Linked DNA regions of Mus musculus: region 2 is linked to region 1. The links are chromatin loops, found by intact Hi-C in ENCODE. Cell type or tissue: left cerebral cortex. All regions are shown on one strand. Each heading gives the region's core, and the rest is flanking DNA. Links, peaks and the distances in the headings are about the cores only.

Region 1 (5,377 bases), core at 250-5,249:
CCAAGACAGCTTCCAATCAATAATTCAGGCCTAAGTGTCAGTGCCTTGGAAAAGTTCTGTGTTAGTTCTGCACAGAGGTCCATCTGCCTCTGTTTCCCAAGTGCTGGGATTAAAGGCACTCACCAGCACACCTGCCTGTTAGCCCTTTAAAGACATTTTTTTAGTGCTGGAGAGCACAGACTGCTCTTCTGAAGGTCCTGAGTTCAAATCTCAGCAACCACAGGGTGGCTCACAACCACTCATAATGAGATCTGATGCCCTCTTCTGGTGTGTCTGAAGTCAGCTACAGAGTACTTATGTATAATAATAAATAAATCTTAAAAACAAACATACAAAAAAACCCCAACATTTTTTAAATTAAAATTTTGATTTGGGGCTGGAAAGTGGCTCAGTGGTTTGAGCACTTACTTTCTTGCCGAGGACCTGGGTTCTTCCACCCATCCATATCTAGTTCCGGGATCTAATACTCTTCTGGTTTCCTTGGGCACCAGGCACACATATGATACACTTTACATACATTCAGACAGATACAGACTTAAAAATAAATACATACATAAGAATAAATATCTTTAAATTTTTAAATTTTTATCTATAATTGTGGTCTTATTTTTCTGGAGAAAATGTTTTAATTATGTTCAGTTTAATTAAGTTGATTTGAAAAGTGATAGGTCCCTCTTAGAAATTAAGGCTCACATTTTTGCTTAGGTCGTGCTGGGTTATTAGTTTCTAAACCTAAGAACTTCAAGTAACTGATGACTTAAAAATACAGATTCCTAGGTTCCAACCCAGTCTTTTAAAACTTCTCTAGGAATGAACTAGCCAGCCCAAGAACCCCTGAAATGGACAGGTAGTGTGCAGCTAAAAGTCGGATATACTCTGAAGACAGAATGTTCTTTGTTATTCTCAGAAGTAATGTACACCCCTGGAATAACCAGTCATGTCAGGAAAACCAGTCAGACCACCTCGGCTGAGCCAGCTGGCCTCTGATGGCCAATGGAATGCTGGTACTCCCTGGTCCTGTGCGGTGAAGTTCATCTGGTTAACCAGCCGCAGCAGTAGGGAGGCTGCTGAGGAGCTCGGGAGGGAGGGATGAGGACGCGGTTAGTGGAATCCATGCCCTACTGCCTCACTGCCCAGAGGGGAATTACTCAGTGCTGACTTTCCCTCCAGAGCATCTGTTACAGCCCACACTCACCACAGAGCTAAGTGTCTGGCTTTAAATTCACCTGCCCAAGGCGGCAGAGGCAGGCAGTCCCCATGCCTACTGTCGCAGTCCTCCAGACTGCATTGTCCTTGTCAGGAAGTTAGTGCTGCTGAGCTGCGGTTTTGTGAGCGGCGAGGATTAGAGATCTACCTAGAAAGAGAAGATGGAAAGCAATTTTCTTCTCTGCTGACGAAATGTCACCTAGGAAAAGCTCCCTAGCTAGACAGGAGTGTCCCTCCTCTCAGGTACTGTGTCACTCACAGGCCAGGAGTGACCAGGGTGGATCCTGAAAGAGGAGAGAAGAACTGTCAGTTTTGAAATGGACTGGATTTTGTTTTGATAGTATCCTCAGTTGCTGTTAAGGATGCAAGCCAAAACTTACAAAGCTACAGTGTTACCTTACAGGAATGTGAGATAGATACAGGCTCCATGTTACCCTTCTGCATAAATATGTGTATCTTGGTATTATGGACATTTTCAAACATAGAGAGATTAATAAACTAAGACTGCATATACCCATCACCAATAGTGATAATTATAAACACAGAACCAATCAAGTTTCATCTATCCCTTATCACTTATCCATATACTTCATCCCCAGGATTTTATATTTTAAAATTCATTTTAATTTTATGTGTATGTGTGAGTGCAGTGGCACTGGCACACATGTGATGCACACACATACATACATATACACATATACGCATACATACACACACACACACACACACACACACACACACACACACACATACACACACACACAGAGGCCAGGTGAGGACATTAGATCCCCTGGAATTAAGTTACAAGTGGTTGTCAAGCTGCCTGGTGTTGGTTCTGGGAACCTGAGTGCTCTTAGTCCCTAACCATTAAGTCGTTTCTCAGTGCCAATCTTCAGTAATTCTAAAACAGGCATCTGTGTATTATTTCATACAGAACAGAAAGTCAGTGGTTATGTGTTTCCTCGTCGCATGCTCCGTGCATACTTATTTTGTTGTCAGTTTCTTTCTTAAAAGATGATTGAGCCGGGCGGTGGTGGCGCACGCCTTTAGTCCCAGCACTTGGGAGGCAGAGGCAGGTGGATTTCTGAGTTCAAGGCCAGTCAGCCTGGTCTACAATTTGAGTTCCAGGATAGCCAGGGCTACATAGAGAAACCCTGACTTGAAAAACCAAAAAAAAAAAAAAAAAAAAGAAAGAAAAAAAAGAAAAGAAAAGAAAAGAAAAAAAAAGATGAAAAAAGATGATAATTACACAGCCAAACCTTCGAATGTGCAGGGTCTATATTATTCTTTCTGAGAGAGGGAATGTTTTCTTGGATTAGATTTCCAAAGATGAAGTTGAAGGCATAATTACTGGTCCCAGGGAGATTGCTCAGTGATAAAATGTTGTTGTGCAGTCTAAAGCACCAGGGTTTGGATCCCCAGCATTCAAATAATCCAGGTGGCCATGGCAGCCCTTCTGTAATCCCAGAAGTGTGGGATTCTGGGCTGACTAGTTAGTCACACAAGCCAGATTGTCACGCTCCTGGCTCAGCAGGAGACCCTGCCTCAGTACATAGCATGCCTAGGAAGACACCCAGTGTCAGTCTATGGCTTCATTGCACATGTGCACACATATACTCTCACACACCTGTGCTCACACACATGAATACTTGTAAACACACACACATTCTAAATGCATAAACATACAAAAATCCTTTTTTTTTTTAAGGCACCACTCTCCGTGGTGCTTGTCTTCTTAGCTTCTCATCAGACTCTCCTGCATTCCCTGCTCTCCCACTATTAGCTCTGTTCATACTTCCGGAAAAATAGCAGCCAGTCCAGAATACCCTTGGCATCTTCCTGCTGTGGCATCTTCCTGCTTGGCATCTTCCTGCTGTGGCATCTTCCTGCTGTGGTATCTTCCTGCTGTGGTGTCATGTGACTTTGGTCAGCTTCTTCCTACAGTTAGTAGTGGCCCAGTCTTTTCTCCTCTTCATTGGAAAAACAGCTTTCCCAAGGAGCGGTCTATTCCAGTGTCGGCCTGTGCCAGGCAGGAACCTGGGCCTCATGCAGCCAGGGATGCTCTCTCTGCGAGCCGCAGAGCCGCTTCTGCTCTCACTTCCCGCTCTCCCAGTGCTACGATAAGCCACTCAGTGGGTTCATTCCCTCCTTGGTGCTTTAAAGCAGGGTCACTGATGAAACCCTTTCTTCTCTTTCTGCCTTACACACACAGTCCTCATTCTCTGACTGCCTCTGCTTGTCTATCCTAGCCTGCGGAGTCTCCTCTTTCCAGACGCCGTGCCGTTTACACTGTCTTTTATGTTGCTGACCTCTAAACCCACATTCAGTGATCTGAGTCCACGTGGACGACAGTGGCCCACCGTCCTGACTTCATGTGTGCAGAGGAGGGTTGTTACTCCGCCCAGTCCATTTTCACTTCAGGAAACAGATGCCAGTACATAGAGTTTGCGAGGTGAGAAGCCGGAGCGTTGCCTTCCACTGCTTCCTGTCCCTCCGCACTCTAGCCCGCCTGCAGTTCTCCCTCCATGTGCAGCTCACACCCACCGCTGTGAGCCGCTTGGAGCTGGAGCTTCGTGATTGCTCTCCTTCTTCCAGCTTTGTCGTGTACACTCTTCACACTGTGGGTGGGTGGGTGGGCGGGCGGATGCCTCTGCTAGGCCTTTACTGGCATGGAGCCGCTTGCCTGGTCCTTCATGACTGTTTGATGGAGAATCAGCCGCTCATCCCCCTCATAGCCATCAGGGCCCTGCTTGGTTTGCTTCACCTCCGTCCCTCATTGTGCTGGGCTGTAACTGGACATTGACACCAGCATCATTCGTGTGCTAGAGCCTCAGGACTTGCTGTTTGTGGATGAGTTTGTTCCTGGCCTCTGTCTGTATTCTTGAAGATGCAGCATAAGATTCTTGAGGATGGGATACGCCTGTCTTAAGAGCCATTGTCCTCATCTGTCTTCCTGAGTGAGCTCTCACCTCAGTCTGTTCTTTGGCGCACCATCTTTTCCCCAGACATTTATTGATAGTGTCCTCTCAGCCCAGCCCTGACTGTTGTACTAGTAATCATGGATACACAAAGGAAGGTGGCTAGTGAGCAGAGACACTACCCGTAAGTCGTAGCCTGACTGCTGGTTATGTACAACTGCAGCATGCTAAGGGTGCAGTCAGTTGAGGGACTGACAGCTGGAGTGCCTTTGATCTTCTATGCGATTGCAGAAGGGTTAGCATCAGGGCGATCTCAGGCCTCTGCTGGGAATGCCCCACTCCTGATTTCAAAATATATTGACAAAGTCTCAAAGGAGTTGAACATCCACACAAAACAAGACTTACATTGTTTAAAAAACCAACCAACCTACAAACAAAAAACCTATTTTAGCCTCAGACCTGAGAAGAGTGGCTTAGAAGGAGAAAGGTGGTGGGGAGGAGCCTTGAAGGTTGGAAAAGGGCAGAGCAGCACCTTCTAATGAACTGGGGGCACAAACTTTGTTTTCTGGCACTTTGACCCCGGCTCTTTTCTTGATCTTTTTTGTTTGACTTTGTTTTGTTATGTTGATTTTAAAAGGTTTATTTTATTTTATGCATGTGTGTGTGTGTAAACGCATGTGCACTGTATACAAGTAGGACTCCTCAGAGGTCAGAGGTCAGATCCTCTGGAACTGGAGTTACAGATAGCTGTAAGCATCACTATGGGCTCTGGGATGCAAACTCAGGTCCTATACTAAAGAGTAAGTGCTTTCAATTCTCCCTCCAGCCCCCAATGCTTTGTTTGAAGAGACAAGATCTCACTAAGTAGTTCTCGCTGTTCTGGAGCTCCATATGTAGACCAGGTTAGCCTTGAAGCTTCTGCAGTATCTGTGCTCTGTATAGACCAGGTTAGCCTTGAAGTTGCTGCAGTACCTGCGCCTCCATGTCCTGAGTCCCCCGAATACAAGCATGTGTGAGTACCGTGTGTACACATTCCCGTGGAGTTGGAAAGAGGGTATCAGATCCCCTGGAGTGAGGCAGTTGTGGTTCATTTGGCTGTTTAGGCCAAACTTAGATCTTAGCGGAGCTTTCTTTAGTTTTAGAAAGTTAAGTCACTGTGTGAAATGGTATATATATTACCTTGTAAAGATGGAGACTGATATAACATAGTCGACCTAATGCTGTTTATAACATTCAGAGCTCACCAGTATTTG
Region 2 (5,377 bases), core at 167-5,166, 53 kb before region 1:
GTACACTGTAGCTATCTTCAGACACACCAGAAGGGGTGTCAGATCTCATTACTGGGGATTAATCTCTCTAGCCCCTTCCTTTCTTTAAGGATTTATATATTCATTTTTATATGTGTGAGTGTTTTGCCTTCATATGTGGTCCCTCAGAGGCCAGAAGAGGGCCTTAGAGCTCTTAGAACCGGATTGTGGAGGGTTGTGAGAAACCGTGTGGTTGCTAGAAACTACACCTGAGTCCTCTGGAAGTCAAAAGATGCTCTTAATCATTGAGCTAGCCCATTTCTTTCTTTCTTTTTTTTTTTTTTAAGATTTATTTATTTATTATATGTAGGTACACTGTAGCTGTCTTCAGACACTCCAGAAGAGGGAGTCAGATCTCCTTACAGATGGTTGTGAGCCACCATGTGGTTGCTGGGATTTGAACTCCGGACCTTCGGAAGAGCAGTCAGGTGCTCTTACCCACTGAGCCATCTCACCAGCCCGAGCTAGCTCATTTCTTAACAGTGGTTTTTAAATATATATATATATTTATTTATTTAATGTGTGTACACGTGTGTGTGTGTGTGCGTGTGTGTGTGGAGGTCAGAAGTTCATTTTTGGGTGTCAGTCTTTTCTTTCTACCATGTGGATTCCAGGCACTGAACACAGGCTGTCCGTCAGACTAGAAACCCACTGAGCCATCTTGCTGTTTGGATCTCATTTCTTGATGGAAGGTGTCATGAATTAATAGTCTTTTTTTCATTAGTATTTTTAAAGATGTATTTATTTTATTTATATGCATGCACTGTAGCTGTCTTCAGACACACCACAAGAGGGCATAGGATCCTATTACAGATGGTTGTGAGCCACCATGTGGTTGCTGGGGATTGAACTCAGGACCTCTGGAAGAACAGCCAGTGCTCTTAACTGCGGAGCCATCTCTCCAGCCCCCAAATCATTAAGTAGTCTTAAACTAAACCGAGATGAGACAACTCCAGAGTAAGAGTACTTCCTCAAGGCCTCACTACAGATTCCTGCAAGTTCTTCTCTGATTTCCACATGGGCATTCTCTCTCTCTCTCTCTCTCTCACACACACACACACACACACCCATACACTAAATAAATTCATACATAAATAATACTAGGTGCAATTGAACAAATTGGTGGATCTTGGGGCTTCCGGAATGTCATGGAGTCAAGAACTTTACATGGGATTACATCCGTAGCACTCATTAGCTCAGTTCAGAGGTAATCTCAACGTCTTGCCCCTAAGCAGCTTTGAGCTCACGCTTCTTTCCCTCCCTCCCTCCTTCTTTCCTTTATGGTGGCTTTGAGATAACATCTCTCTATGAGTCCTGGCCCGCCTAGAACTCGAGACAGAGCAGACTGATTTTGAATTTAGCTCCTCAGTTTATGTAATGTTGGGGATTGACTCCTGGGCTCCCTGCTTCTAACATCCCCAGCTTCCATTTTGGAGCACCTTGGAAAGAAAGAGACACTAGGATCCCCTCAGGCTGTGTGTGCCACCCCCCCCCCCCCCATGCACACAGTGGGGAAAAAAATCATAAATCAGTTGTCTCCCTGTGACAAAATTTCAATACTAAACACAAAAGTTACAATGTAAAATAAAGATCTTAATAGTTTTTGGTAAGAATACAGGAATGTAAAATTTGAAATGTAAATAAAGAAAATAATAATAATAAAAGAGGGGAAAAAGAATACAGGGATTTTTTTTTTTTGGCCTTCCTTATATATACTAAACTAGAATGAGTACTTTTGGACTACATATAGGTTACATACTGAGGTGGCTAAAAAAAAAAAAAAAAAAGCTATCCCCAACTCCCCATCAAGCTAGGGCACGTCTTTGATTCCAACACTCAGCAAGGAGGCAGATGAAAGTGGATCTTTGTCCTTTGTCGGTTGAGTAGAGAGTTCCAGGTCAGGCAAGACTGCATAAAGAGATGTCTTTCTTTCTTTCTTTCTTTCTTCTTCTTCTTCTTCTTCTTCTTCTTCTTCTTCTTCTTCTTCTTCTTCTTCTTCTTCTTCTTCTTCTTCTTCTTCTTCCTCCTCCTCCTCCTCCTCCTCCTCCTCCTCTTCTTCCCCTTCCCCTTCCTCTTCCCCTTCCTCTTCCTCTTCCTCTTCCTCTCCTCCCCCTCCCCTCTCCGTTCCTCGCTCCTCCAGACAGGGTCTTAACTGTGTAGCCCTGGCTGAATAGGAATTCACTATGTAGACCAGGCTGGCCTCAAACTCAGAGATTAGCCTGCTTCTGCCTCTTGTGTGCTGGGATAAAAGGCGTGCACCATTATACCGAATGCGGTGTATGTAGCCGTGTGTGTAGAGGTCTGCAGAGGTCCTCAAGCTGGCATTAGACGCCCAGTGCTGAGAACTGAGCTTAGGCCTTCTGCAGAAGCAGCCAGCGATTGTAACAATGAAACCATGTCCCCAACCCCTATTCCCACAGAAGTTCTTTTTATAAGTCTTTAGGAGTCAAGGCAAGATGAAGCAAGTTCGACTGTGATCTTTTTTCTTGTGTTTTGAGACAGGTCTCATGTAGCCCAGGCTGGCTCTCACTGAGGAGAGAATGACCTTGAACTTCAGATCCTCCGGTTTCCACCTCCTGAGTGCTGGGATTACAAGAAGCACCGAAAAAGAAATCAAAGAGTTGTTGGCAGGCATAATCCAGAATCTGGGGTAGATGAAGGATGTGGCCTGTAGGCAGGTCCATCAGGGAAAATGGGGGAAAAGACATGACAGATGCATGCTCTCCCGAGTGAGAGGGACTGGAAGAAGTAAGGGCAACGTCCCGGAGTCCTCTTGCTTGAGAGTTTGTGGAAGGTAGGCGTCATATGCAGCAGGTGCCGCATCTTCCCAAGGAGAGCAGAGCAGGCGACGGCAGCCTGCGCTCTCCAAGATCCGCGGTAGAGGGCGCTGTAGCCACGCCCGTCCTGCGTCTCCGGGGCGGGACGAGCTCCAGGCCGGGGGGCGGGGCCGCACGCTCACGTGACCCTCGCTCATGGCGGCGGCGGCGGCGGCGGCAGCGGCAGCGCCGGCGGCTCTCGGCGGCTGGAGCCGGATCCTGTAGCCGGGGTGTGGGCCCGCGTCAGTCCGTCCCTCCTTCGGCCCCCTCTCGTCTTCCGGAGTGTGGCTGGCGCAGCCGCGATGGCGGAGCGAGGCCTGGAGCCGTCGCCGGCCGCGGTGGCCGCGCTGCCCCCCGAGGTGCGGGCGCAGCTGGCTGAGCTGGAGCTGGAGCTGTCTGAGGGTAGGCGAGCGCGCGGCGGGCCGGGCGAGCGGGCGAGCGGGCGGCGGCCTGTGGGCGGCTGGGCTGGCGGGGCTCGCCGCTCCCCACCCGCGAAGCGCGGCTGGGCTTTCATTGTTGTCCCTGGGGGGCCCCGCAGGACCCGGGGACGGGTCAGCTGGAGACAAAGCTGCGCCCTCCGGCTGACACCTTGCCCCTCTGCTGCCTTGCTCCCGAAGGGCCGCTCGCCTGTCCCCTCGCTCCGGCTTCAGAACGAGGCGCAGGGGGACGCCGCAGCTGCACGTCTTCCTGCTTCTCTAACAATGCGAGGTGCCTCACCAGTGACAGGCGTGAGAAAGGAGCGGGGGAGCCATTGAGGGTCCGAGGGAGGTCGGAAGCGGTGGCGCTAACCCAGAGACCCCCCGATCCGCTGCCTCTAGACCGCCTCTGTCCTTGGGAGCAGCAGGCTTTTCTTGCCACCTGCATTCAGTCTAGGTTTTCCTATCTGGTCACCTTTTGGAGTCTTTGTAGAGGTGGCTACCGGGTACATGCAAATCCTGGCCGGCACCCTCTTTCTTTTGACAATGGATTGGTACAGGGAGGGTTGGGTTTGTGTAGATAATTTCAAACATGGACTAAATCTGGGCTCTGTTACAAGAGAAGTGCCTTGGATAACAATGAGGACCTCAATGCCGGCTGTGGGCATGTGGTCAGGCGAATGTGCTGTGGAGATCAGCTTCTCTGTAAAGTTCCTGTTTTTATCGCAGGCGGCCTCTGAACAAAAGCAGCATTTTCTCCGCGCTTGGTTTCCGTACACTTCGCTGATGTCTCCAGAGTTGCATATTGTTGAATTCCTTGCCAAAGACCCTCCCCAGTATTTTTCAAGTTCACTAAAAACTGTTGATTGGAAAAGAGTAAGGAATGTGATCAAGTTCCCAGGAGCGTTCTAGTTCCGACTTTTTGTTAACTTGTCACGACACTGGGCTTTTTCAAACCTTTTTGAGAATCACTTATAGTGAAAAGCCAGAAGTGCGTTTGAGTGTCACAGATCTTACTCGATTGAAGGAAATAATTAATTTTAATAACCCTTTAAGGCTTTCCCAATGTGTAGGGTGGTGATCTTTTCACCTGCATGCAATTATCAACATATTACTTTTCAATTAATCAGTGGGGAAGCGTTTAGGAAGATAGGAAACCTTTGGGTTGCTTGCCCGGTGATACCTTTGGTTACAATATTTACCAGATTTAAAAAAAAAAAAACATTTGAAGTAGTTTATTAAAATATATTTCCCTTAAGGTTTTGTTTTTTTCTTGTCATCTTCTTGTGAAAGTGTTGCCACCGAGTGTGACGAATTCCATTCAGATCTTTTAAAACAGTTCTGTATTTACTTTCAGTAACAAATCAGCTATAGCTTTCATTAGCCAGAATGGGAGGTTTCCCTGGATGTTTGCATGAGGGGGAGATTAAAAATAGGACCTGATTGCTTTCACCGGGAAAGGGAAATCCTGGGTGCTCCCCTTGGTATGGATCTGCTCCACACGATTATTGTTTACAGCTCTTGGTGTTTCTAGACATCTTTGGAAGGCTCTTTCTAGGTTCCACTACTGACTAGCTCACCCTACTCCCTGAAAAGGTGTGAAAGTCTTAGAAACTGGGAATGCCAGGGTTTAAATGTTTTGTTTTTTTTTAAGGACCAGTGAATTGGTTATTCTTCCACGCAGGATACTTTGATTGGCACACGACTTAGTTTAAATTTCTCTCTTAAGGATTTGTACTGCATTGTCCTGCATCTTATGTCTTTGCACTCTAGAAGAAAATAGCAGTTGAGGAACCTTGAGCCTGCAGTGTCAGCGTATTGGCCATCTGTCTGTCCTGCTTCAAGTACACAGATGGTTGGTTAGAGATGTAGGAAGATGCTATCCAGAGTTCAAGTTATAAAAATAAATCAGGGATCCCCAGATCTGTGGTAGTGTTTGTGACATCTGCAGCATATTTTGAACTAATCTCGTTCCCTTTTTTTTTTAATGTTTTCTTCATAATTACTGTTCTGACAGAAAAACTTTGCCTCGCCCCCTCCCCCACTCAAGCCTTTGTCCCGACTTGCTGACGTTGGTGAGTTCCTTCTTTCCGTTGCTGGTTTTTGTAGGTTCAGGCTCTACTCGGT

What was found. Peaks named below come from ENCODE experiments on the same cell type or tissue, not always from the same donor. Only the 100,000 strongest peaks of a DNase experiment are listed, where the experiment ranks them.
Region 2: it touches region 1 in a loop (3-fold over the local background); 9 of 42 quality-filtered maps call a loop at or near these places.

The regions. Positions count from the first base shown.
Region 1 is chr15:100,088,742-100,094,118 of GRCm38, forward strand. The region is part of intron 1 of Dip2b (disco interacting protein 2 homolog B); the gene reads left to right. Among named protein-coding and RNA genes, the nearest start is that of Dip2b, 53 kb to the left of the region's middle. In left cerebral cortex, for the core only: CTCF peaks have their summits at 278 (motif pointing left) and 1,038; DNase peaks (open chromatin) are centred at 1,184, 3,230 and 3,728; H3K27ac peaks cover 2,017 bases.
Region 2 is chr15:100,035,674-100,041,050 of GRCm38, forward strand. Dip2b (disco interacting protein 2 homolog B) reads left to right here and starts at 2,991. Exons shown (of 38, transcript NM_001159361.2): 1 at 2,991-3,236. The coding sequence starts at 3,137. In left cerebral cortex, for the core only: CTCF peaks have their summits at 803 (motif pointing right) and 2,883; DNase peaks (open chromatin) are centred at 2,927, 3,585, 3,831, 4,757 and 1 more place; H3K4me3 peaks cover 2,243 bases; H3K27ac peaks cover 2,087 bases.